Linked DNA regions of Homo sapiens: region 2 is linked to region 1. Evidence: read pairs that join two places in POLR2A ChIA-PET (ENCODE). Cell type or tissue: OCI-LY7. All regions are shown on one strand. Links, peaks and the distances in the headings refer to the core of each region. The heading gives the core; the rest is flanking DNA.

Region 1 (10,291 bases), core at 7,541-10,040:
CTTCCCGGAAGCCCCCTATCTGCCGCGTTGCTCGCGTTGGGTTCCCCTTCCCGGAAGCCCCCCTCTCTGCCGCGTTGCTCGCGTTGGGTTCCCCTTCCCGGAAGCCCCCCTCTCTGCCGCGTTGCTCGCGTTGGGTTCCCCTTCCCGGAAGCCCCCTCTCTGCCGCGTTGCTCGCATTGGGTTCCCCTTCCCGGAAGCAGCTGGTGTTGCCAGTTTCGGGGGCTTTCCCTGGAGATGGGCTGAATCCCCAGCCCTCATTACTGACCATTGACTTCTGCAGGGCTTATCCCGCACCCTTTGCAAGCTTAAAAACCACCAGGAGCCGGGCGCGGTGGCTCATGCCTGTAATCCCAGCACTTTGGGAGGCCGACACAGGCGGATCACAAGGTCAGGAGATCGAGACCATCCTGGCTAACATGGTGAAACCCCGTCTCTACTGAAAATACAAAAAATTAGCCGGGTGTGGTGGCGGGCGCCTGTAGTCCCAGCTACTCAGGAGGCTGAGGCAGGAGAATGGCGTGAACCCGGGAGGCAGAGCTTGCAGTGAGCCGAGATCTCGCCACTGCACTCCAGCCTGGGTGACAGAGCAAGACTCCGTCTCAAAAGAGAGAGAAAAAAAAAAAAAGTTGATGAGGGTTTTGGGCAGGCAGAGGGAATCGAACTCACTCCTCCGTGGTGATCAGCATGAAGGAAGGGGAGAGAAAAGGGGCAGACGAGCCTCTTGTGGCTGCCATAACAGGTGACCACAGACCCGGAAGTATCAATCCGCAGACGTGTGTCCTCTCACGGTTCTGGAGGGCAGAAGTACTAAACCAAGCTGTCTGCAGAGCTGTGCTCCCCTGGGCGCTACAGGAGAGGATCCTTCCGCGTCCTCTGGCTTCTGGGGGCTCTGGCAAACCTGGCTTGTGCTTACCGTCGAATTGCTCCAGTCTCTGCTTCTGTTTTCTGCTGTCTCTCTGTGTCTCCTTCTTTGTTTTTGTTTGTTTGTTTGTTTGTTTGTTTTAGATGAGGTCTTGCTCTGTCACCCAGGCTGGAGTGCAGTGGTGCCATCTTGGCTCACTGCAACCTCTGCCTCCCAGGTTCAAGCAATTCTCCTGCCTCAGCCTCCCGAGTAGCTGGGATTACAGGCGCGCACCAACACGCCCGGCTAACTTTGTGTTTTTAGTAGAGATGAGGTTTGTCCATGTTGGTCAGGCTGGTCTCGAACTCCTTATCTCAGGTGATCTGCCCACCTCGGCCTCCCAAAGTGCTGGGATTACAGGAGTGAGCCACTGTGCCCAGCCATTTTTCTTTAATTAATTTTTTGTGTCTGGAGTCTTGCTGCTGTGTTGCACAGGCTGGAGTGCAGTGGCAGCATCATAGCTCACTGCAGCCCTGAAATCCTAGGGCTCAAGCAATCCTCCCGCCTCAGCTTCCCGAGTAGCTGGGACCACAGGTGTGGACCACCACATCCAGCTTCAACATAAGTTTTAAGCAAATGCAATTAGTCCGTAACAGTCATTTTCCGAGGTTCCCCGTGGACAAGAATTTTGAAGGGACGTCACTAAACCCCTTGCAAGGGAAGTGAGCTTTACTCAGGTCTCAGGAAGCTCCTGGGGTGTGCAGGAAGGGGCGAGGTCACCCCAGGAGGAAGGCGCTGTGCTAAGGAAAGGTGACTGTTGATGGGGCCCCCGTTTGCAGAAACCTGTATGAGTCGTACCACCTCTGTGTAATCTGCCACCTTCAGAGCGCCTGCAGGAAGGCGGCCACGTCACCCCTTTTATAAATGAAACTGGAAGCTCAGGCTGGGAAACCCAAGGTCACAGAACCCAGCCTCAAAGGCAGCCAGCATTTCCACCGCAGGAGTCTGTTCTCTGCACAGAGCTGTCTTGCTCTGTTGCCCGGAGCCAGAGTGCAATGGCACGATTTCGGCTCACTGCAACCTCCACTTCCCGGGTTCAAGCAATTCTCCTGCCTCAACCTCCCAAGTAGCTGGGATTACAGGCGCACAACACCACGCCCAGCTAACTGGCCGACCCACGTTGGCTGGGGGTGCTGACGGCATAAGCTCACCCCTAGGTCCCTCTAGGGTGGCCGATGACAGGACCCTAAGAAGCTCACCCCCAGCTGGGATGTTTCGTTGAAAATCTTCTCTTTTGCCTTTAGTTGCTTGAAAACATTGGACTCATACCCAAGAGCTTTCTAATTGGTTTCGATAGGAAACGGTTCTGAGGTTTCGCCTTTTTTAATATCCTGTTGGTCTGAGACTGGAGTGGCCCCTGGGGTGGCAGGTTTCCCGGTGCATGGGCCCAGCTCTGGTGTGTGGGTTGGGGGATCAGGACAGAGGTTTGTGAGGGGGGCAGTGACCTGCCTGCAGAGAGAGGGGTCGGGACGACGGCCTGTAGCCAGGGTGCAGGGGGATCTGCCTTTCTTTCATTCTACAGGGTCCTCTCCTCTCCCCTCCCCTCCCCTCCCCTCCCCTCCCCTCCCCTCTCCTCTTTTCTTTTCTGTTTTTGAGACAGAGTTTTGCTCTTGTTGCCCAGGCTGGAGTGCTATGGCGCGATCTCGGCTCACTGCAACCTGCAACCTCTACCTCCCGGGTTCAAGCAATTCTCCTGCCTCAGCCTCCCAAGTAGCTGCGAATACAGGCGCGCACCACCATGCCTGGCTAATTTTGTATTTTTAGTAGAGACGGGGTTTCTTTATGTTGGTCAGGCTGGTCTTGAACTCCCGACCTCAGGTGATCCGCGCCCCCCCCTCGTCCTCCCAAAATGCTAGGATTAGCTTTATTGAGATATAACTGACACAGCGTAAAACTCACCCTTTAAAAATGTGCAGCTCAGCGGTTTTTACATTCACAGAGTTGTGCAACCATCTCCTTTATCTAATTCCGGAACATCCTATCACCCCCAAAAGAAGCCCTGTCCCCCATGAGCAGTCACTCCCCATCTCCCCCCGGCAGCCCTGCCACACACGCATCCCCTCCCTGTCCCCATGGATGGGCCTGTCCTGGACATTTCGTAGAAATGGGATCACACACTGCGTGGCCCTCTGTCTCTGGCTCCTTTCATAGAGTGTGATGTCCTCAAGGTCCATCCACACTGTGGCCGGCATCAGAGCCTTGTTCCTTTTCATGGCTGAGTCCTGCTCCATGGTGGCGTTTGCTGTACCAGGTGGGACAGAATGGACATTTCAGTGGTCCTCCGATGTCTGACCTTGCCCTTCACCCTGATTAGGGCTCAGCCTTACTATAAACAAATACTTGCTATGAACTTACTATGTGCGAGGCCTGGGGTAGCAAACTTTTCTGCAGAGATCCAGATGGCAAATGTTTTAGCCTTTGCAGGCTGGACAGTCTCTGCCTGCCATTGTAGCGGGAAAGCCACCACAAGCAATATGTCAACAAGTGGGTGTGGCCGTGTGCCAATAAAACTTTATTTACAAAAACACACAGTCAGCTAGATGTGGTCCAGGGGCCGTAGTTAGCTAACCCCTGGCTTAGGACAAAGGTTCTCAAACTCTCTGGTCCTGACGATTATTCCAAGGAGCTTTTGTTTATATGCCTTCTACTTACGGATATTTGTTGAATTTGAAATCAAAACTGAGAAAATGTCAATCAAATAGGTATTCATTCATTTTAAAATAGCAATTATAAGCTCTCAGGGTAGCCAGAATGACATTTTTTGTTTGTTTGTTTTTCATGGATAGTAACCGTTTTCTTAAAGAGACAAACAAAAAAGTTCATGGAAATACCAAAGAAAGACCAAGAAACTGAGAGCCCAGAGGAACCCACGGAGATGGGACGGTCAGATGCCACATGGGCTCCTGGATGGGGTCACAATGGGGCAGGAAAGGTCGTGAGGGGAAAACTGAGGGAAGCTGAATCGCTGTGGCATTTGGTTACTAGGAAGGTGCCAGCGTTCCCCAGCTGTGAGCAATGCCCTGTGGTTACACAGGGTGGCCCCTGAAGAGGAAGCTGGTGAGGCGTGGGCGGGGACTCTCTCTTTGCAACTTTCCTGTAAATCTAAAATTACTCCAAATAAAATTGTTTATTAAAAAAAAAATAGAACAGGCTGGGCACGGTGGCTCACGTCTGTAATCCCAGCACTTTGGGAGGCCGAGGCGGGTGGATCATTTGAGGTCAGGAGTTCGAGACCAGCCTGGACAACATGGCGAAACCCCGTCTCCACTGAAAATACAAAAATTAGGTGGGTGTGGTGGCACGTGCCTGTAATCCCAGCTACTTGGGAGGCTGAGGCAGGAGAATCGCTTGAACAGGGGAGGTGCAGGTTGCAGTGAGCTGAGGTTGCACCACTGCACTCCAGCCTGGGCAACAGAGTGAGATACACACACACACACACACACACACACACACACCACACACATACAGGTAGAAAAGAGAAAAATGTGGCTGAGAGCTTTGCAAGGGGCATGGGTGAGGAGTAATCTGTGTCCTCAGTGCCCTGGGGTTGGCAGGGATTTGGGCAAGATGGAGAAGCTGGTGAGTGGAAGAGTAGATGGAAGGCCAACCCGTCGGTCAGTCGCAAATATTGACCCGACACTCACTGTGTGCCAGGGACAGCCTAGGTGCTGGGGGCCCAGCCTGATACAGGTGGAATCAAGTCCTGTTCTCAGGGAGCATGTGTCACACAGAGACAGCACATGCCCAGACACACTGGCAAACCAAACAGAGGGTCTTAGAAGATAAGGAAATAGTCACGCCTGTAATCTCAGCGCTTTGGGAGGCCGAGGTGGGAGGATCACTTGAGGCCAGGAGTTTGAGACCAGCCTGGGCAACATAGCAGGACCGTATCTCTACAAAACATTTAAAAAATTAGCCGGGCATGGTGGTGCACACCTGTAGTTCCAGCTGCTCTGGAGGCTGAGGTAGGAGGATCACTTGAGCCCAGGAGGCTGAGGTTGCGGTGAGCTGTGACTGCACCACTGCACTCCAGCCTGGGCAACAGAGCAAGACCCTATCTCAAAAAAAAAAAAAATAAAAAGGAAAAGACAAAATAGGATGAGGTGGCACCAAGAGGAGAGAGTCTGTGCCACGTGGTGTCCAGGAAGGTCTCTAAGGAGGGGACATCCTTGCCAACCCCTGCAGGATGGGGAGGAGCATTGAAGGCAGGAGGAAGGACATTCCGGAGGGCTCCCTGGAAGCGGAGGTCTGGGAGCCACGGGAGGGGACCCAGGCCAGGTCTTTGAGGGCTGGAGGTGGAGAGGAGGATGGGGAGAAGAACAGTCTGAAGCATCATGGCAGAATGTCCTTGGTCTGAGGTGACCTAGTGTGGCTTCTTGATCAGATTGATGGGGTCCTCAGAGCTCACAGCCCAAGGCAGGGTCAGAGCTGCAGGGCTGGGCCGGGCTCAGTGCCTGGATGGCTGGTGAGCTCTGCCTCCCTGAAAGATCCAGTTTCTGGTCCAGGCCAGCGGTTCTTAAGTGGGACAGGTTTGCCTCCAGGGGACTCTGGGTGATATCTGGGGACATCTGTGGTTGTCACGACTGGAGATGCTCCTGGCATGGAGTGGGTGGGGGTCAGGGACGCCACTCAGCACCCTGCAGTGCACCAGGATGGCCCCATCCCAGAGAATGATCCAGCCCTGAACGTCAGAGACTTTGGGTTAACGGAATGTAATTAGGCTGAAATAAGCTAAAGTTTTTCCGATAGTCACGTGCTGGGCAGCACACTGGTGGAAGGCTGGTGCAAAGCTTTCATGCCAGAACCTTCTGATTCCAAGACACTTTCATTCACAGTCACCTGCATGACCAGGGAGGCGGAGCTGCACTTATCCCGTGACCCCAGATGAGGAAACAGTCAGAGGAAGAGGCGGGCAGAACCCGGGCCCCACTGCTCTTGGCAGCTCTTGGAAACATCCTCCCCTAGGGCCCTGGTCACCAGCCTTGCCCAAGAACCCACCAGCTATATTTGTCTGGTTTTTTTTTTTGAGATGGGGTTTTGCTCAGGCTGGAGTGCGATGGCGTGATCTCGGCTCACTGCAACCTGCAACCTCTGCCTCCCGGGTTCAAGCAATTCTGCCTCAGCCTCCTGAGTAGCTGGGATTACAGGCACCCGCCACCATGCCCGGCTAATTTTGTATTTTTAGGAGAGACGGGGTTTCTCCCTGTTGGTCAGGCTGGTCTCAAACTCCTGACCTGAGGTGATCCGCTCGCTTTGGCCTCCCAAAGTGCTGGGATTATAGGCATGAGCCACCACACCCAGCCTTTCTTTGTTTGTTTTTTAATAGAGATGGAGTCTCTAGCCTGGCTAACATGACAAAACCTCATCTCTACTAAAAATACAAAAATTAGCTGGGCACGGTGGCACACGCCTGTAATCCCAGCTACTCGGGAGGCTGAGGCAGGAGAATCGCTGGAACACGGGAGGCAGAGGTTGCAATGAGTCGAGATCGTGCCATTGCACTCCAGCCTGGGCAGCAGAGCGAGACTCCGGCTCAAAATAATAATAATAAATTAGAGATGGGGTCTCACTATTTTGCCCAGGCTGGTTTTGAACTCCTGAGCTCAAGGGATCCTCTCGCCTCAGCCTCCCAAAGCACTGGGATCACAGGTGTGAGGTGCCATGCCTGGCCCACACCAGCTGTGTTTAATCAATGCTGGGCAGCCCTGCAGCTTGGTGACATCAGTGGGCCACTGGCTACTGGGTGTTTTTTCCATCCTGCCCTGTTCCCTGCTGGCACCAGGGGAAAAAGGCCCATACAGGAGTCTGTTCCAGGTCACCAGATCCTGGGGTGGCCCGTAAGGATTTGAAGGGGACAGGAGGCGCCCCTTTGCCGAGGCCCTTCACTGTGTCAGGCACATTGCTGGCTGCCGTGGGTGCACAATCTTAGGGAACCCTCCTGCCTCCTCCGCCTTGCTGCTTCCTTGCAAAGAAAATTTCCCACTGCAGAGGGCAGCTTAATTGCTCAGCAGTGGCTCTTCAGAATCTCACAGATGGGCCAGGCGTGGTGGCTCATGCCTGTAATCCCAGCACTTTGGGAGGCCGAGGCGGGCAGATCATGAGGTCAGGACATCGAGACCATCCTGGCTAACATGGTGAAACCCCATGTCTACTAAAAATACAAAAAAATTAGCCAGGCGTGGTGGTGGGTGCCTGTAGTTCCAGCTACTCTGGAGGCTGAGGCAGGAGGATCACTTGAGCCCAGGAGGCTGAGGTTGCAGTGAGCTGTGACTGCACCACTGCACTCCAGCCTGGGCAACAGAGCAAGACCCTATCTCAAAAAAAAAAAAAAAAAAAAAAAAAACCGGAAAAGACAAAGAAAATAGGATGAGGTGGCACCAAGAGGACAGAGTCTGTGCCACGTGGTGTCCAGGAAGGTCTCTAAGGAGAGGACATCCTTGCCGACCCCTGCAGGATGGGGAGGAGCATTGAAGGCAGGAGGAAGGACATTCTGGAGGGCTCCCTGGAGGCGGAGGTCTGGGGGAGCCTGAATGGTGGGAACCTGGGAGGTGGAGTTTGCAGTGAGCCGAGATCGCGCCACTGCACTCCAGCCTGGGCGACAGAGCGAGACTCCGTCTCAAAAAAAAAAAAAAGAGTGTCACAGATGGCACCTTCAGACCAGACAGTGGCCGCCCAGTACCCCGAAAGTGGCCTAGAAAGCGGGGCTATTCCACACACCTTGCCCAGCCCAGCACTGAAGCCAGGGAAGGAGGGCTTGGGCAGGAGCCGCGGCACAAATCACAGCTGCAAGTTCTGGCTCTGCCAATGGCTACGGGGTGACCTTCAACAATCAGCTGCCTGCCTCCTGCCTCAGTGCCTTGTTTAAAAGCTGAGGAACGCCTTGGCATTGAGAATTGATGTGTGATGCAAGATGGGGCAGCCGCCTTGGAAACCAGTCTGGTGGTTCCTCAAAAGGCTGAACGCGGAGTCGCCACATGACCCAGCAATTCCGCTCCTAGTTATCTGCCCAGAGGAATTGGAAGCAGGTGTTCAAATAGAACCTTGCCACAAATGTTCATACAGTACGATTCACAATGGCTAAAAGGTGGAAATGACCCAAGTGTCCGTCCGTGGGTAAATAGATAAACAGCGTGGCCCTCCACACACTGGAACGAGACTCAGCCGTGAACGAGACTCTGACCCAGGCCACGTGCAGCCTGGATGCCCCTTGAGGATGTCACACTCAGTGAGAGATGCCAGATCCAAAAGGCCACACAGTGTGTCATCCTATTTCTATGAAATGTCCAGGACAGGCCAGTCTAGAGAGGCAGGAAGGGGATGTGTGGGTGCCAGGGGCTGGGGAGGGGGATGGGAAGTGACAGCTGATAGGGATGGGGTGTCTTTTTGGGGGGCTGAGAATGTTCTAGAGCTAGCTAGAGATGATGGCTGCACGAATGCCACTGGATGTCTGGAAAGGGAGCTTTTTTGTTGTGTGCATTTCACCACACATGTGCCTGAGACCCGACGTGCAGGGCCCCCCTGCGGGTACACAGAGGGCAGGGAGAGGGTGCTAGGGAAAGTCGCCGCACCTGCTTTCTGGCGACCATGCTCAGGCTGTAGCTGGGGGAACTCTCTTCCCGCCCTCCTGGGACCTCTCGAGCCTCTTGAGTCTGCTCCCAGTGCCGTTCACCGGGTGGTGAGGATGTGGTCTCGCAACAGACGCCTGCAACGGACCCACCTGTGCGAGGCTGGCCCCCTTTACCCCGGGGGTAGGCGCGGGGCCCGAGTTCCCTGGGTGGATTCTGCATTGCACTTGCCGGCCTTTAGATGTCGCTGTGGCCGTGGCCTTCGCTGGCCTTAGGCTGCGAGCTTCTGTCTGATTCGCACCTTTCTCATTCAGGATCCACACACTGCTGCAGTCCGAGTTTCTTGGCATAGCCAGGGTCCCTTGATCTTCCCCCTCACCAATTAATTAAATCAGGATCTCTCCTGCTAGGTACTGTGGACATCTGGGGCTAGATCCTCTGGGGTCTGGCCATCCTGGGCACTGCAGGGTGCTGAGTGGCGTCCTGGCCTCCACCCACTCCATGCCGGGAGCACCTCCAGGCATGACAACCACAAATGTCCCCAGACATTGCCCAGTGTCCCCTGGGGGCAGGATCACCCCTGATTGAGACCCCCCGCCCAGGTTAGGGGAATCCACAGATTCCCCAAGAGACTCTGCATTCCGTGACCATCTCTCCTACTGAGGTCCCAGGAGGCTGCACACATTGAAATCCACACCCTGAGTGGGGAGGGAGAGAGGAGGAAGAGTCCCAGGAGCTGGGGGTCCCCCTGGTTTATGCCATCTGCCCCGTCGGGAGTTTATTCTTGTATCTACTGTGAGCAGGAGCGGGGACAGATTGCATTCTCCCCAAATAATTAATGCAGGATCTCCCCCTCTCCAGGTAGTGTAGACACCTGCTCTTCCAATGAGGCAGTGGCTTGAGACAATGGACTTTAGATGAGGGGCTGAGAGCCCAAAGCCCCCCTATGTGTTAATTCAACACCTAATTCAACGTATAGTTCAAGCAAACTCACCTAATTCAACGTAGGTGCTAATTCAGCAAGAGACTGTGCAGCCTGTAGCAGGAAGTAGGCTGCAGCCACCAGCCGGGTTAAACTTGCATCAGAAATTCTTTGTCTGAATTCCTTTTCCACGTCCCTTAAACACCATCCCTTTCCCTGGCTGGTTCTACCTGGCTGCAGGGCCATGTTGGGACACTCAGGGCCTGGGGCACATTTGCCCTCCTAGGCTACCTCCTCCGCTCTAAAAATGTCCGACGTTGGCCAGGCACCGTTGTTCACATCTGTAATCTCAACACTTTGGGAGGCCGAGGCGGACGGATCACCTGAGGTCAGGAGTTCGAGACCATCCTGGCCAACATGGTGAAAACCCGTCTCTACTAAAAATACAAAATTAGCCGGGTGTGGTGGTGGGTACCTGTAGTCCCAGCTACCCAGGAGGCTCAGGCAGGAGAATTGCTTGAACTGGGAGGTGGAAGTTGCAGCGAGCCGAGATCGCACCGCTGCCTGGGCGACACAGCAAGACTCTCAAAAAAAAAAAAAAAATTTCTCAAAAAAAAAAAAAAATTCTAAGCTGTATTTTACAATTGTCTTGGCATAAAGACAAACAGAATCCAGGCTGGATTCATGATTATACACTCACAAGTATTTTATTCATCTTTTGTCGACTGGATTTTAAAACATTTCCAGGAACCCTGGACCTGGGGCTTTTGTGCCGTGGGAGCCTGGGTCCTGCCTGGGGGGGGTCCTGGCTTCAGTCTTCTCACTGAGGCCCCTCCCCTCTCCCAGGCTGGGTCACCCCGATATGAAATGCCCAGGTCCCAGACACACCTTCTTTGCAGGCTG
Region 2 (16,151 bases), core at 6,709-9,208, 67 kb before region 1:
TATTGTAGAGATGAGGTCTCGCTATTTTGCCTAGGCTGGTCTCGAACTCCTGAACACAAGTGATCCTGCCACCCCGGACTCCCAAAGTGTTAGGAGGACAGACGGGAGCCACTGTGCCCGGCTAACAATGGGTTCATTTCTCTCAACTCCACACTTTATTCAAATGTCATTAATCTTCCCCTAATGTCCTTTCCTGCCCCAGGACCCATCTAGAATCCCACGTGACATTTAGCCGGCTCGTCTCCGGGGGTTCTTCCAGGTTGGGACCATGTCTTAGATGTTCGTTACCTCTCGTGACCTGGACGGTCTTAGGGGGACCGGCTGGGTATTGTGCAGACTTACTTCTGATCTAGGTTTGTCAGATATTTCTCTCGTGATCAGACCGGGGTTACGGGTTTCGGGAAAGAACACGTAGGGGTGAGGTGCCCTGTTGCTCTCTCCCTGCTGGGGATCCTTGAGACCCTGGTGACTTCCTACTGGTGCTGTTAACCTGGTTCTCCCAGCCCAGGTGGCCTTAGCCCACCTACCAGCTACTCTGAGGTCATTCTTGCTGAGGGAACTCCCCACTTCCCCAGAGCACTGACACCGACTCCATCCTTCGTACGGCAAACTTTGCTTTTCATCTTTGCATCATGATTTCTTTTTTCTTTTGTTGAGACGGAGTCTCGCTCTGTCGCCCAGGCTGGAGTGCAGTGGCGCGATCTTGGCTCACTGCAAGCTCCACCTCCTGGGTTTACACCATTCTCCTGCCTCAGCCTCCCGAGTAACTGGGACTACAGGCACCCGCCACCATGCCCGGCTAATTTTTTGTTATTTTTAGTAGGGACGGGGTTTCACCGTGTTAGCCAGGATAGTCTCGATCTCCTGACCTTGTGATCTGCCCAGCTCGGCCTCCCAAAGTGCTGGGATTACAGGCGTGAGCCACCGCGCCCGGCTATTTTATCTGGAGGCAGAGTTTTGTTCTTGTTGCCCAGGTTGGAGTACAGTGGCACGATCTCAGCTCACTCAGGTTCAACTGATTCTCCTGCCTCAGCCTCCCAAATAGTTGGGATTACAGGTGCGTGCCACCTTGCCCGGCTAATTTTTTGTATTTTTAGTAGAGATGGGGTTTCGCCGTGTTGGCCAGGCTGGTCTCGAACTCCTGACCATGTGATCTGCCTGCCTCGGCCTCCCAAAGTGCTGGAATTACAGGCGTGAGCCACCGCGCCCGGCATCATGATTTAAACTTCTTGGCCAGGCTGGTGGCTTACTCCTGTCATGCCAGCACTTTTTTTTGTTTGTTTGTTTTTTGAGATGGAGTTTCACTCTTGTTGCCCAGGCTGGAGTGCAATGGTGCGATCTCGGCTCACCGCAACCTCTGCCTCCCGGGCTCAAGCGATTCTCCTACCTCAACCTCCCAACTAGCTGGGATTACAGGCATGGGCCACCATGCCTGGCTAATTTTGTATTTTTAGTAGAGGCAGGGTTTCTCCATGTTGGCCAGGCTGGTCTCGAACTCCTGACCTCAGGTGATCCACCCGCCTCGGCCTCCCAAAGTGCTGGCATTACAGGTGTGAGCCACCATGCCCAGCCTAACCCCAGCACTTTGGGAGGCCAAGATGAGAGGATTGCTTGAGCCCAGGAGCTTGAGACCAGCCTGGACAACATAGTAAGACACCATCTCTACAAAAAAGAGAAAAAAATTAACTGAGTATAGTGGCGCATGCCTGTAATCCCAGCTACTCGGGAGTCCGAGGCAGGAGGGTCGCTTGAGCCCAGGAAGTTGAGGCTGCAGTGAGCCAAGATCATGCCCCTGCACTCCAGTGTGGGTGACAGAGCCAGACCTTGTCTCAAAAAAAAAAAAAAGAAAAAAAGTGGCCAGGCGCGGTGGCTCACGCCTGTAATCCCAGCACTTTGGGAGGCCGAGGCGGGCGGATCACGAGGTCAGGAGATCGAGACCATCCTGGCTAACACGGTGAAACCCCGTCTCTACTAAAAAATACAAAAAGTTAGCTGGATGTGGTGGCGGGCGCCTGTAGTCCCAGCTACTCAGGAGGCTGAGGCAGGGGAATGGTGTGAACCTGGGAGGCAGAGCTTGCAGTGAGCCGAGATCGTGCCACTGTACTCCACCCTGGGCGAGAGAGCGAGACTCTGTCTCAAAAAAAAAAAAAAAAGAAAGAAAAAAAGTAAGTAAAGTCTCTTTTGACCCCACCCTACAAAGGCTCCGCTCCTTGGGATCGTTTCAGGGTGTTGGAAACTCGTCGTCTTCCCCATCTTGGCGGCAAACACTGAAGAGAGCTCAGGAGAGACATCTCCCTTCTGATTGGAGACATATGCGTCCTGCCGGTCCCGAATGTGTTGCGGGGATTGGCCGGGATCCCAGTGCTGGAGACTGAAGCAAGCAGGCACCGGGCCGGGGTGTTGAGCGCAGCTTTGCCTGAGATGCAACATTTTTAAAAAGGAGGGGGGAGGCCGGGTACGGTGGCTCACGCCTATAATCCCAGCACTTTGGGAGGCCGAGGTGGGTGGATCACCTGAGGCCAGTAGTTGGAGACCAGCCTGGCCAATGTGGTGAAACCCCGTCTCTACTAAAAATACAAGAATTAGCCAGGCGTGGTGGCGGGTGCCTGTAATCCCAGCTACTCGGGAGGCTGAGGCAGGAGAATCGCTTGAACGCGGGTGGCGGAGGTTGCAGTGAGCTGAGATCGCACCACTGCACTCCAGCCTGGGCGACAGCGTGAGACTCTGTCTCAAAAAAAAAAAAAAATGCTGAGACAGAGACCACACACGGCTGGGAAACTGCCTGACAGCTGGCACTTTCTGCCCCCTGGCCTCTGGGACCAAGATGACACCCCTGGGTCCACATTCTCGCTCTGATGAAGTGTCTGGTAAAGGCAGAGGATTGTTGGAAAGCAGGATATCGGTGGGGGCTGAGGTGGGGTTGGAGTGTCCTTGGAAAGTGAAACTGGGCCGGGACAGGAGAGCTCTGGCGAGAAAGAGCTCAGGCCTCCTCTCGCGGGGACAGTGAATGGGGCCCTTTGTTTTGCCAAGGCCCTTTTCTTAGTGGCCTCTTTTCACTGGGCAAACAACGGCAGGGTGTCGCTGGGTGTTCAAGGCCGTCCCCTGCCCACCAGGCCCTCGTCTCGGGAGGAGGACACCGGGCGGTCACGGACGTTACTGGGCATCCGACGTTTGACACACAGTGGACGGGGCCTCGTGACTTCCCACCCTGTCCCCCGTCTCTGACTCTCAGCTGCTTCCCCTCTCTCACTTTCTTTTGTTTTGCTTCCCTTACTTTACTTTGAGACAGGGTCTCCCTCTGTCACCCAGGCTGGAGTGCAGTGGTGCGATCACAGCTCCCTGCAGCCTCTGCCTCCTGGGTTCCAGCCATCCTCCTGTCTCAACCTCCCAAGTAGCTGGGACCACAGGTGCATGCCACCACGCCCGGCTGATTTTTAAATTTTTTTGTAGAGATGGGGTCTTGCTATATTGGCCAGGCTGGTCTCCAACCCCTAGGCTCAAGCTATCCTTCAGCCTCGGCCTCCCAAAGTGCTGAGATTACAGGTGTGACCCACTGCACCCAGCCTTCTCTTCATTTTTCATTGTGGTAAATTACATGTAACATAAAATTTCCCCGTTTAACCATTTTTTGGGTACATTTAACCAACCACTGTCCCCTCCAGAACTTTCTCATCTTCCCAAACTGAAACTGTGTCCTCATGAAGCACAGACTCCCCAGCCCCCTCCCCAGCCCCTGGCACTCCCATCCTACTTTATTTTCTTTTTTCTTTCTTTTTTTTTTTTAGACAGAGTCTCGCTCTTGTCACCCAGGCTGGAGTGCAGTCGTGCGATCTTGGCTCACTGCAACCTCTGCCTCCTGGGTTCAAGCGATTCTCCTGCGTCAGCCTCCTGAGTAGCTGGGATTACAGGCGTGTGCCGCCACGCCTGTCTAATTTTTGTATTTTTAGTAGAGACAAGGTTTCTCCATGTTGGCCAGGCTGGTGTTGAACTCCTGACCTCAGGTGATCCACCCGCCTCGGCCTCCCAGAGTGTTGGGATTACAGGCGTGAGCCACTGCGCCCGTCCAATTTTTGTATTTTTAGTAGAGACGAGGTTTTTCCATGTTGGCCAGGCTGGTCGTGAACTCCTGACCTCAGGTGATCCACCCGCCTCGGCCTCCCAAAGTGCTGGGATTACAGGCATGAGCCACTGTGCCCGGCCCCCATCCTACTTTCCGTCTCTGTGAATCTGAGGGCTCTGGGAACCTCTTAGGAGTGGATCACGGAGGATGTGTCCTTCTGTGCCTGGCTTCTCTCACTGAGACTGAGGTCCTCAAAGTGCATCCTCATCGTGGCCTGTGTCAGGATTGCCTGCTGTTGAAGGCTGAATCATACTCCGGGGTGTGTATGGACCACGCTACGTTGATCCGTGCATCCGTCCAGGGTCACTTGTGTCGCTACCACTTTGGGGCCTCCATCAACAGCACTGGTGCGGGCCGGGCACGGTGGCTCACGCCTGTCATCCCAGCACTTTGGGAGCCTGAGGCAGGCGGATCACGAGGTCAAGAGATCGAGACCATCCTGGCCAACATGGTGAAACCCCGTCTCTACTAAAAATACAAAAATTATCCGGGCGTGGTGGCGGACCCCTGTAATCCCAGCTACTCGCGAGGCTGAGGCAGGAGAATTGCTTGAACCCAGGAGGAGGAGCTTGCAGTGAGCCGAGATCGCACCATTGCACTCCAGCCTGGGCGACAGAGTGAGACTCCATCTCAAAAAAAAAAAAAAAAAAATGGCCAGGCTGGTCTCGAACTCCTGACCTCAAGTGAGCCACCTGGCTTCAGCCTCTCCAAGTGCTGCGATTACAGGCGTGAGCCACCGCGCCCGGCCCCATCATTTATTTTTAAACCCATAGACTTGCTGGTCGCACTTCTGTGCCCGGTGGGATTTTTGTCCATTTGACGTCGCTTTTGCAGCTCGGCCCCCTGGGGCTGAGGGCGGATTTGAGCTCCTCTGGCCGATGCTGTCCACCAGCTCCCTAGCCAGCCCCTGCAGGAGCTCCTTTCTTGTTTCTGCACGGGTACCTCCCGGCAGCAAGCCCGTCCCTGCCCGAGCTGGCCCGTCCCTGTGCAAGAGCCGGTCAGCCCCAGGCAGGTTTTTCACAGCTCAGTTAATTTCCCTCCCTCCTCCTCCAGGGTCTCTCTCTTGTTTTTCTCCTCACCTGGAATGCCCTCGGTTCAGGCTTTCACCATCTCCGCCTGCTCCAGCTCCCCTGTTTCTTCTCCCTGTCTGATGTCACCTTGTGCTTCAGTGACACCTTGAAGTTTCCGGGCTCCCACCCGCCTCCCCACTGCCAGTCTTTATCAGAGCCTGCATCTTCTTCTTTGGCCTGAGCATCGTTTTTGTTTGTTGGCTTTATCTGTAGAAGAGGCTCCTACCTCAAGAGCAGGTAAGAAGACCACACAGAAGGCGTGGAGAGTATCTAGCAGGTATTCCGGGGAAAATAGTCTTTTTAAAAAAATTAGAGATGCGGGTCTTGGCCGGGAGTGGTGGCTCACACCTGTAATCCCAGCATTTTGGGAGCCGAGGCAGGCACATCACCTGAGGTCAGGAGTTCGAGACCAGCCTGGCCTCCCACCCAGGCTGGCCTAGGGCAACATAGTGAGAACCCATCTCTATTTTTTTTTTTTGAGACGGAGTCTTTCTCTGTCGCCCAGGCTGGAGTGCAGTGGCACAATCTCGGCTCACTGCAACCTCTGCCTCCCGGGTTCAAGCGATTCTCGTGCCTCAGCGTCCCGAGTAGCTGGGATTACAGGCATGCGCCAGCACGCCCAGCTAATTTTTGTATTTTTACAAAATTTAAAGAGATGGGGTTTCACCACGTTGGCCAGGCTGGTCTCGATCTCCTGACCTCGTGATCTGCCCGCCTCGGACTCCCAAAGTGCTGGGATTACAGGCGTGAGCCACCGTGTCCTGCCGGGAGTCCTTATTCAGTGAGCCCAGGATGGAATCTTCTAGAATGCAGTAGACTGTTATTTGAATGCCTCCCTCACTCCTACAGTTGCAGCTGCAGGTTTCCGATTGCCCCTCACCCCAGCATTGCAGTTACCCCCAGAGCAACCCCTGGCAGCTCTTCTGAGGCTCTGTCTTCAGATGAGGAAACCAAGGCTCATGGCGTGGAGTGGGAGACTTCACCGGATGGGGTGGGAGCAGGGGCAGGGATGACCCCTGCCTCCCTGTAGCTCTTCTTTTTTTTTTTTTTTTTTTTTTTTTGAGATGGAGTCTCGCCCTGTTGCCCAGGCTGGAGTGCAGTGGTGTGATCTCTGCAACCTCCGTCTCCCGGGTTCAAGTGATTCTCCTGCCTCAGCCTCCTGAGTAGCTGGGACTACAGGTGCGTGCCACCACGCCTGGCCAATTTTTGTATTTCTAGTAGAGACGGGGTTTCGCTATGTTGGCCAGGCTGGTCTCGAACTCCTGACCTCGTGATCCGCCCGCCTTGGCCTCCCGAAATGCTGGGATGACAGGTGTGAGCCTCCGTGCCCAGCTCGCCCTGTAGCTCTTTTATGAGATGGCTCTGTCTGCATTTTGCACAAACTCTTTCATCTCCGTGATGGAACCAGCCACGTTTCCTTGCACATTTTTCCAGGTAAAACTCCGGCTTCCTTCTAGCTGTGGAGTTGATTATACCAGGACCCCTCATGTTAAAAACTATCAGCTTCAGGCCGGGCGCGGTGGCTCACGCCTGTAATCACAGCACTTTGGGAGGCCAAGGTGGGTGGATCACCTGAGGTGAGGAGTTCAAGACCAGCCTGGCCAACATAGTGAAACCCAGTCTCTGCTAAAAATACAAAATTAGCCGGGCGTGGTGGCGCGCGCCTGTAATCCCAGCTACTTGGGAGGCTGAGGCAGGAGAATCCCTTGAACCTGGGAGGCGGAGGTTGCAGTGAGCTGAGATTGCGCCACTGCACTCCAGCCTGGGCAACAGAGCAAGACTCCATCTCAAACAAAAACAAAGAAACAGAAACTATCAGTTTCACTTGAAAACATGCTCCGCATCAGTCCTCAGGGAAATGCAAATCAAAGCCATGGTGAGATACCACTTCACACCCAGTAGGATGGCTAGAATTAAAAAAACCAAAACAACAAACAATCACAAGGGCTCACGGGGAGGTAGAGACACGGGGATCCTCATGCGTCGCTGCTGGGAACATCATGTGGTACAGCTGCTCTGGAAACAGCCTGGCAGTTCCTGAAGTGGTTACATACAGTGTTTCCATATGACCCTGTGAGTTGACTCCTAGACGTACACCTAAGGGAAGTGAAAGCGTATGTCCACACAAACACTGCGCAAGAAGGATCTGGCCCGGTGATGTGGCTAATGCTAGTGATCCCAGCGCTTTGGGAGGCCGAGGTGGGAGGATCACTTGAGTCCAAGAGTTGGAGACCGGCTGGGTGAGGTTGCTCACGCCTGCAATCCCAGCACTTTGGGAGGCCGAGGCGGGCGGATCATGAGGTCAGGAGATCGAAGCCATCCTGACTAATATGGTGAAACCCCATCTCTACTAAAAGGACAAAAAATTAGCCGGGCGTGGTGGCGGGCGCCTGTAGTCCCAGCTACTCGGGAGGCTGAGGCAGGAGAATCGCTTGAACCTGGGAGGTGGAGGTTGCAGTGAGCCGAGATCGTGCCACTGCATTCCAGCCTGGGCAACAGAGCAAGACTCCGTCTCAAAAACAATAAAATAAAAAAAGTTGGTTGCTACAAAAAAAATAAAAATAAAAATTAGCCAGGCCTGCTGGGGCACACCTGTAGTCCCAGCTACTTGGGAGGGTTACACAGGAGGATCAAAGAAACAAAAACTGTCGGTTTCACTTCAAAACATGCTCCGCGTCAGTCCTCAGGGAAATGCAAATCAGAGCCATGGTGAGATACCACTTCACGCCCAGTAAGATGGCTAGAATTAAAAAACCAGAACAACAAACAATCACAAGGGCTCACGGGGAGGTAGGACATGGGGACCCTCATGCGAGCTCGGGAGACGAAGGTTGCAGTGAGCTGTGATCACACCACCGCACTCCAGCCTGAGCAACAGAGCAAGACCCTGTCTCAAAAAAGAAACGAATGAAGTCGGGAGTTCAAGACCAGCCTGACCAACATGGAGAAACCCCGCCTCTACTAAAATACAAAATTAGCCAGGCGTGGTGATGCATGCCTGTAATCCTAGCTACTTAGGAGGCTGAGGCAGGAGAATCTCTTGAACCCAGGAGGCGGAGGTTGCAGTGGGCTGAGATCTCACCATTGCATTCCAGCCTGGGCAACAAGAGGGAAACTCCATCTCAAAAAAAAAAAAAAAAAAAAATTGTAAATTTTGTGTTAAGTGTATTTTACTAAAAAACCCACTGTTAGTCTATGTGGTCACTTTTCAGAGCTTTTAATTTTTAATTTTAAAATGTTTTAATTTTTTAAAAAATAGAGACAGGTGGCTGGGCAAGGTGGCTCATGCCTGTAATCCCAGCACTTTGGGAGACCGAGGCGGGTGGATCACCTGAGGTCAGGAGTTTGAGACCAGCCTGGCCAAGATGGTGAAACCACATCTCTACTAAAAATACTAAAATTGGCCAGGCATGGTGGCGGGTGCCTGTTATCCCAGTTACTCGGGGAGGCTAAGGCAGAGAGAATCACTTGAACCTGGGAGGTGGAGGTTGTGGTGAGCCGAGATCGCACAACTGCACTCCAGCCTGGGCAACAGAGCGAGACTCTGTCTCAAAAAAAAAAAAAAAAAAAAAGAGACAAGGTCTTACTATGATGCCCAGGCTGCTCGAACTCCTGGGCTTAAGCGATCCTCCCTCCTCGGTCTCCCAAGATGCTGGGGTTACAGGCGTGAGCTGCCGTGCCTGGCTGACAGTCTTAGACTGTAAGAAGACGGTCCTGTTTTTCTCCCTGTGGGTTTCTCATCTTTCTCCACTGTGGGTCAAGCCTAATAGAGCTGTGGACACTGACTGGTTCTGTTTTAAGGGATTCTGGCATTGGATTTTGAGTTTCTTCACATCTGGGACTACTGAGCAGGTCATGTCTTTGATTTAGGTCTTGCCAAGCCCAGGTAATTTAGGAAGGTGCTACCTGGTGCCTGGAGTTAATACAATGAGTAAGGTGAAGATGCAGATGGGAATGCAAGGGGTTGAAAATTCTGTCCTGCTTTGAGGAAGTGGGACCTGGGGGAATAGGATATGTAAAAAGTGAAAGGTGGCGAATCATGGAGGGTTCTGGAATCTTCTGGAACCTTCTAGAAACTCCCAGAGCCTTCTAGAGTTTTCTGGAATGTAGGCATGGTGAGGCATTGGATTTAGAATGCCTACTTAGCCACCATGTGACTTTCTTTCTGTGTGAATTTTGAAGAAAACATGGAACCTTTCTGTTTCCTTGTGTGTCAGACAGGATAGGAATCACTCCCTAGGGTCATTGAAAAGATTGGGATGGACTACGAGGCTGTGACCTGGATGGGTGGTGGTCCTGGTTATCACTGTTATTGCTGGAATCACTGCTAATATTATTCAATATATTATGTATAAATATTAGTATTGGCTGGGTGTGGTGGCTCACACCTGTAATTCCAGCACTTTGGGAGGCTTAGGTGGGAGGATTGCTTGAGCCCTGGAGTTCGAGACCAGCCTGAGCAACATAGTGAGACTCTATCTCTACAAAATTTATTAAAAATTAGCCAGATATGGTGGTGCACACCTGTGGTCCCAGCTGCTTGGGAGGCTGAGGCAGGAGGATTGCTTGGAAGCCTAGGAAGTTGAGGCTGCAGTGAGCTATGATTGCACCACTGCATTCCAGCCTGGGCAACAGCAAGATCCCGTCTCAAAAAATTAGCATTGTACTATATGTTACTTATGTTGTTATTTTTCCTCACGGACACCATGGGCGTGGACCAAATTCAGAAAACGATGAAGTCTGTTCTTGGGGAGATGGGATAGGAGCTGTAGCTTGGCTGGGCTGGCTTAAGAATCAGGCTTGTCTGGAAATCGGAGGGACCGTCATGAGAAGCTGTTGGTTTCCGATCGTCGAAGGCTGCATGACGGAGGATGGGTTGGCTGGTGCAAAGGTCAGGGAAGGGATTCTGTTGGCATGGGGTGTAGACCTGGCGTTGAAGGCCACTCCTAGCTCTGAGAGCTGGGACCCCTTGAGAGAAGTAGTTACCAGGCTGGGGCTTGGCAGAATCAGGGTTGGAGGTGATGATCTTGGAGGCGCTGCCTGCTGCCCAGGACCCTCCGAGACTGGACACCTTATCTGATTCTTCTCCCTGTGTTGTGGATGGGGAAACTGAAACCGTATGCATTTATTACCCCATCCCAGGATTTGGTTCCTCCACCCATAATAGGTGACTGAGTTCAAAGAGCCAAGTGTGACCTGTGTACAGTGGGTGTGACCCACCTGCCCACTGTGTGGCAACCATGTCATCCCTGGAAGTTTGCATTCCGTGGCTTTTCCTCTGTTACTTTTTTGACTCCGTGCCCAAGCCCAGCAGCTTCTGAATCCAAAGCCTTGCTATGCCACAATACCTACTATATTTCAGAAAATTCTGGAAGTTTCCAGAAGCTTCTGGAAGATTCCAGAACATTCTACAAGTCACCTTTCACTTCTTGTATATCTCGCTCCCCCCAGGTTTTACTTCCTCAATGTAGCATGTGCCCTGAGATGGAAGTGACCACAGTCACACCCACTCTCTTGTTTCTTGCTGTGACAGTGTTGGCGTCGGCCACCGCCACCTCCTCTTCCACTCAGGGCCACAGTGGAAGGTCTGGATGCCTGGTGTTCTGTTTTCCTAAGGCTGCTGAACCCTAACTAACATCCACACAGAGGCCACTGGTGGTCAGCACAGGTGGCAGGGTTAGAAAGGTTGGGACTGGCTTTGTCCTTTGAGTCAGAGGGACAGTCACACTCATGTTTGTGTGACCATATGCATGTGGCTATGGTCAGTCCTATAGATTATGGCAGCGGTTATCACTCTCTGTCACTGTGGACCTTGGGGCCAGATCGTTCTCTGAGGTGGGGCCATCCTGGGCACTGTAGGGTGCTGAGCAGCGTCCCTGGCCTCCACCCACTCTATGCCAGGGACACCCCGAGTTGTGACAACCAAAGATGTCCCCAGACATTGCCCAGTGCCCCATGGGGGGCAGAATCACCCCCAGGTGAGACCCCCGGGGGTTAGGGGATTCCACAGATCCCCAAGAAACTCTGTGTCTCATGATCCTCTGTCCTCCTGAGGTTCCAGGAGGCTGCACACATTGTAATCCACACCCTGAGTGGGGAGGGAGAGAGGAGGAGAATCGCAGGAGCTGGGGCCCCCCTTGGTTTCTGCCATCCACCCCATCGGGAATTTTTTCTAGTGTCTGGTGTCAACAGGGAGCAGATACAATATTTTTCCAAATAATTAAGGCAGAGTCTCTCCCCCTTGGCATTCAGGGCTGGGTCGTTCTCTGGGGTGGGGTTGTCCTGGCCACTGCAAGGTTCTGATCAGCATCCCTGGCCTCCACCCACTCCACGCCAGGAGCATCCCTGAGTCATAACAGTCACAAATGCCCCCAGACACCACCTAGCATCCCCTGGGGACCAGAAGGACCCCTGGTTGAGAACCACGGTTGTATAGAAAGGAATTGAAGCAAAAAAAAAAAAATGGAATTCTCTGCTCCCCTGTGGCATCCTGTTGATGGATTAGATTCAGCCTCCATGCTCCAACACCGAGCTCAGCGTCTCCTGGAAGGCCCTGTCTCCAGAGGACGTTCCCAGATCCTGCTCCCTGGAAGAATTCTTGCGAGCATATATGCAAGTGTAATTAAGCGGCCGTTTTTCCTCTGTGGTGACACAGATTTGGGTCTGCAGTAAAGATATGGAGTCCCTTTAGAGCTGAGAGCCGGATCACGGCCAGGAGAATGCCTTGCTTTGAGATTCTCTGGGAATCGGGAGTCCTGCCTGGGTGGAAATCAGCCCTGGACAGGGAGGGAATGTGCAGATCGGAGCAAGTGGCTTGTTTCTTCCTGGCAACCCCAGAAGCTGTCTGAACAGCTTCTCTCTGCCACACATCTCTTTGAGTCTTGCACCCGCCCGGCTGAAAATTACACCCAACTCCTCCAGCCGGGTCTAGGAAGTGGTGCAAGCTCCTGAACCTCCATCTGCAGAATAACTAACTAGCTGTTCCTGAAAACCACCAAAGAGGCTGGGCGCGATGCCTCACACCTGTAATCCCAGGACTATGGGAGGCCGAGGCGGGAGGATCACTTGAATCTGGGAGTTTGACACCAGCTTGGGCAACATGGTGAAACCCCATCTCTACAGAAAGCGAAAACAAAAATTAGGCAAGCATGATGGTGCGCGCCTGTGGTCCCAGTTCCTTGGGAGGCTGAGGTGGGAGGATCGCTTGAGCCAGGCGGTGGAGGTTGCAGTGAGCTGAGACTGTGCCACTGCACTCTAGCCTGGGCGGCAGAGATATATCGCTGAGGGTTTGACGGACACTTCTAGATGGAAATCAATGTCTATCTGGTGCCTTGGGGGCTGTGCATGTTCACGAGGAGGGTGTCTGAACATGCCAGGATGTGGGTGCCTAGGGGAGGGTCTCTGTGGGGTGAAGTTTGGATATTTGAGGGCGCCCATGGAAAATGACTTCAACCTGCATGGCTCAAAACCACAGAAATGGATTTTCTGGCAGTTCTAGAAGCCAGAAGTCTGAGACGAAGGTGTGGGCAGGGCCGTTCCCGGCCCAGAAGCTCCCGGGGAGGATCCTTCCTGCCTCTTCCAGCATCTGGCAAGTGGCCGGCGGTTCTTGGCGCCCCTGGGCTGGTGACATCGCTCCAGTCTCTGCCTCCATCCTCACACGGCCCCCTTCCCTGTGTGGGTCTGTGTCCAAATTTCCCTCGTCTTATAAGGACATCAGTTATTGGATTTAGGGCTCATCTTAATCCAGCACAACCACATCTTAATAATAAGTCCATCTGCAGAAACCCTGTTTCCAAATAAGGTCCCATTCTGAGGCATCTGGCTCAACAATATTTTCTTCCAAATAATTAACTTTGAGTCTCTTCCCCCTGGTGCTGTGGACATTGGGGCTGGATCATTCTCTGGGGAGGGGCCATCCTGGGCACTGCAGGGTGCTGAGCAGTGTCCCTGGCCTCCACCCACTCCATACCAGGAGCTCCCCCCAATCGTGAAAACCACAGATGTCCTCAGACCTCCCCCGCCCCATTGAGACCCCCAAGTGTCGGGAATATCTTTTCTGTTTTCATATGTTTTTCTTTGTATCTTATAGGATCCTGGGGAAATATTTCCCCCAGCAGTCCCTCATAGGAGCCAATTTAGGTCATCGCTGTCCTTCAGAACTGTCCTCTGCAGAGGGGCCGCGACATCTGATATTCTCTACTCTTTAACCAGCCTGGTTTGCTAAATAACGCTCCCTGCTTCTTTACCGTCAAGCGACCTCTCCTGCTCGGCACTGCTGGCATTTCCTGGTCTTCGTGGTTGCAGATTTTTGGTGGGTCACACCGGGCTTGGTCACGAAGCTGTCCCTTCCTGGTGTCCCCTTGAGCCTGGAGGTTCCATAAAGCCAGATTCCCATTCCCGAGCCCGTGCACTTGCTGCTGTTCCTGGCTGGTTCCAGGGTTTGACCAGTCGTCCACCGTTGCAGAGAGAGACCTGTTAGTTCTTCAGGGGCACGACAGGAATTTCTGGCGTGCATCCGTCTCCGAGAACGTGATCTGTTTGGGTTCATTTATGAACACGTCCAACTGTTAGGAGTGCTTGGCGCCGTTGCGGATTTGTTTGGAGAAGCTAAAGCAGTCTGTAACCCTGTCGCGTTTTCCATGTGTTAAAACATTACCAGTCCCGAGTGTGTGAAAATCTGGATTTTTATCTATTCTAGTCTCAGCCAGAGGGGGAGGCGTTATGACAGTTCCGTTTTAGGAAAAGTAGTACGGTATACATTACGAAAGAGCATTGTTTTCTAACCGAGTCCGTTTCTGGTGACGTACAATGGCACAGTTTTCAAACTTGACTATGTAGAAAAGCTGCCCGATGGAGTCGGCGCTGTCGAGGGTGGAAATGCGAGTTACGACCATCACATAAGGAGATCTCTGTTTTCTTCAACACTCCCTGACTTTGCATCTCAGCAGGTGTCCTCTGTGTTTTAAAACAGTCACCTTGCAGGCCAGACGCAGTAGCTCACGCCTGTAATCCCAGCACTGTGGGAGGCCAAGGCGGGTGGATCACCTGAGGTCAGGAGTTCGAGACCAGCCTGGCCAACATGGTAAAAACTCGTCTCTACTAAAAATGCAAAAATTAGCCGGGCATGGTTGTGGGCGCCTGTAATCCCAGCTACTTGGGAGGTTGAGGCAGGAGGATCGCTTGAGCCCAGGAGGTGGAGGTTGCAGCGAGCTGAGATTGCACCACTGCACTCCAGCCTAGGCAACGGAACAAGACTCTGTCTCAAAAAAAAACAAAACAAAAACAAAAAACAAAAACACCAGTCACCTTTGGAGACCTTGCCCTTTTCCCAGCAGTGTGACGATTCTGATTCCCTTCAAGAGTGGATTGTACTGCTTTTGTATATTTCAAACATACAATTGTGTGTATTTCCATTATATTTCAGATTCTTTTTTCTTGTTTGTTTTGTTTTTGAGATGGAGTCTCACTCTGTTGCTCAGGCTAGAGTGCAGTGGGGTGATCTCGGCTCACCGCAACCTCTGGCTCCCAGGTTCAGGCAATTCTTTTGCCTCAGCCTCTGGAGTAGCTGGGATTATAGGCAAGGTGCCACTACACCTGGCTAGTTTTTATATTTTTAGTGGAGATGGGGTTTCACCACGTTGGCCAGGCTGGTCTCAAACTCCTGACCTTGGGTGATCCGCCCACCTTGGCCTCCCAAAGTGCTGGGATTACAGGCGTGAGCCACGGTCCCTGGCCTCAGATTTCTTTTAGGGTAGTTTTGAATTTTGGAAACAGCCTATATTAGTTAGCTAATTCTGTGTAACAAATTATCACAAATGTATCCTAAGAAAACTCTGAAATATATTGGAAATATACACAATTGTATGTTTAAAATATACAAAAGCAGTACAAGGCCCTCTCTCTAAAAAAAGAAAGAAAGAAATTTTCTAAAAAGACCAGTATCCATACATTATCACGAACTCAACTCCACACTTTATTTACATTTTATTTTTCTTTCTTTCTTTCTTTCTTTTTTTTTTTTTTTAGATGGAGTCTCGCTCTTTCACCCAGGCTGGAGTGCCAGTGGTGTGATCTTGGCTCACTGCAACCTCCACCTCCTGGGTTCAAATGATCCTCCTGCCTCAGCCTCCCAAGTAGCTGGGATTTCAGGTGCCTGCCACCCTGCACGGCTAATTTTTGTATTTTTAATAGAGGCAGGGGTTCACCATGTTGGCCAGGCTGGTCTCGAATTCCTGACCTCAGGTGAGCCGCCCGCCTCGGCCTCCCAAAGTGCTGGGATTACAGGCGTGAGCCACGGCGCCCGGTCTTTATTTCCATTTTCTTGTTTTTTCCAGGAACCCACATGCCATTGACTCCCGACATCTCCTTACACTCTGCTGGGACACTTCTCAGACTCATTGGTTTTGATGACCTGCTGGGTTTTTTTTTGTTTTGTTTTGTTTTGTTTTGTTTTTTTTTTGAGATGGAATCTCGCTCTGTCACCCAGGCTGGAGTGCAGTGGTGCTATCTCAGCTCGCTGCAAGCTCCGCCTCCCGGGTTCACGGCCATTCTCCTGGCTCACCCTCCTGAGTAGCTGGGACTACAGGCGCCCGCTGCCACGCCCAGCTAATTTTTTGTATTGTTTAGTAGAGACGGGGTTTCACCGTGTTAGCCAGGATGGTCTCGATCTCCTGACCTTGTGATCTGCCCGCCTCGGCCTCCCAAAGTGCTGGGATTACAGGCATGAACCACCGCACCCGGCCAACCTAGTGGTTTTGAGGAGGACTCGTCAGGAGTTTTGTAAAATGTCCCCCAACGTGAGTTTCCATGATGTTTGCTCTTGAATAGTCTGGGGTTCAGGGCTCTGGGGAGAACACATCAGGGGCACGTGACGTCCACACTGGTGGTGTTGACATTGGTCACCTGGCCAAGGTAGAACCCAGTGGCTTTAAACTTTGAATTATTGCCAGCATTTAAAAATC

What was found. ChIA-PET counts read pairs that join two places held together with the same protein. Peaks named below come from ENCODE experiments on the same cell type or tissue, not always from the same donor. Only the 100,000 strongest peaks of a DNase experiment are listed, where the experiment ranks them.
Region 2: POLR2A ChIA-PET joins it to region 1 with 10 read pairs; 6 of 35 experiments call an interaction of 5 or more read pairs at or near these places.

Annotation. Positions count from the first base shown.
Region 1 is chr19:2,612,408-2,622,698 of GRCh38, reverse strand. The region is part of intron 2 of GNG7 (G protein subunit gamma 7); the gene reads left to right. Among named protein-coding and RNA genes, the nearest start is that of MIR7850, 13 kb to the left of the region's middle. RefSeq lists enhancers at 523-722, 1,602-1,901, 3,234-3,528. In OCI-LY7, for the core only: CTCF peaks have their summits at 8,515 and 8,714; DNase peaks (open chromatin) are centred at 7,900, 8,608 and 9,498; H3K4me3 peaks cover 1,421 bases; H3K27ac peaks cover 2,083 bases.
Region 2 is chr19:2,672,756-2,688,906 of GRCh38, reverse strand. All of the region lies in intron 1 of GNG7 (G protein subunit gamma 7), which reads left to right. Among named protein-coding and RNA genes, the nearest start is that of GNG7, 22 kb to the left of the region's middle. RefSeq lists a silencer at 10,677-10,825. In OCI-LY7, for the core only: no CTCF peak of the experiment used is centred there; DNase peaks (open chromatin) are centred at 7,186 and 7,856; H3K4me3 peaks cover 605 bases; H3K27ac peaks cover 1,742 bases.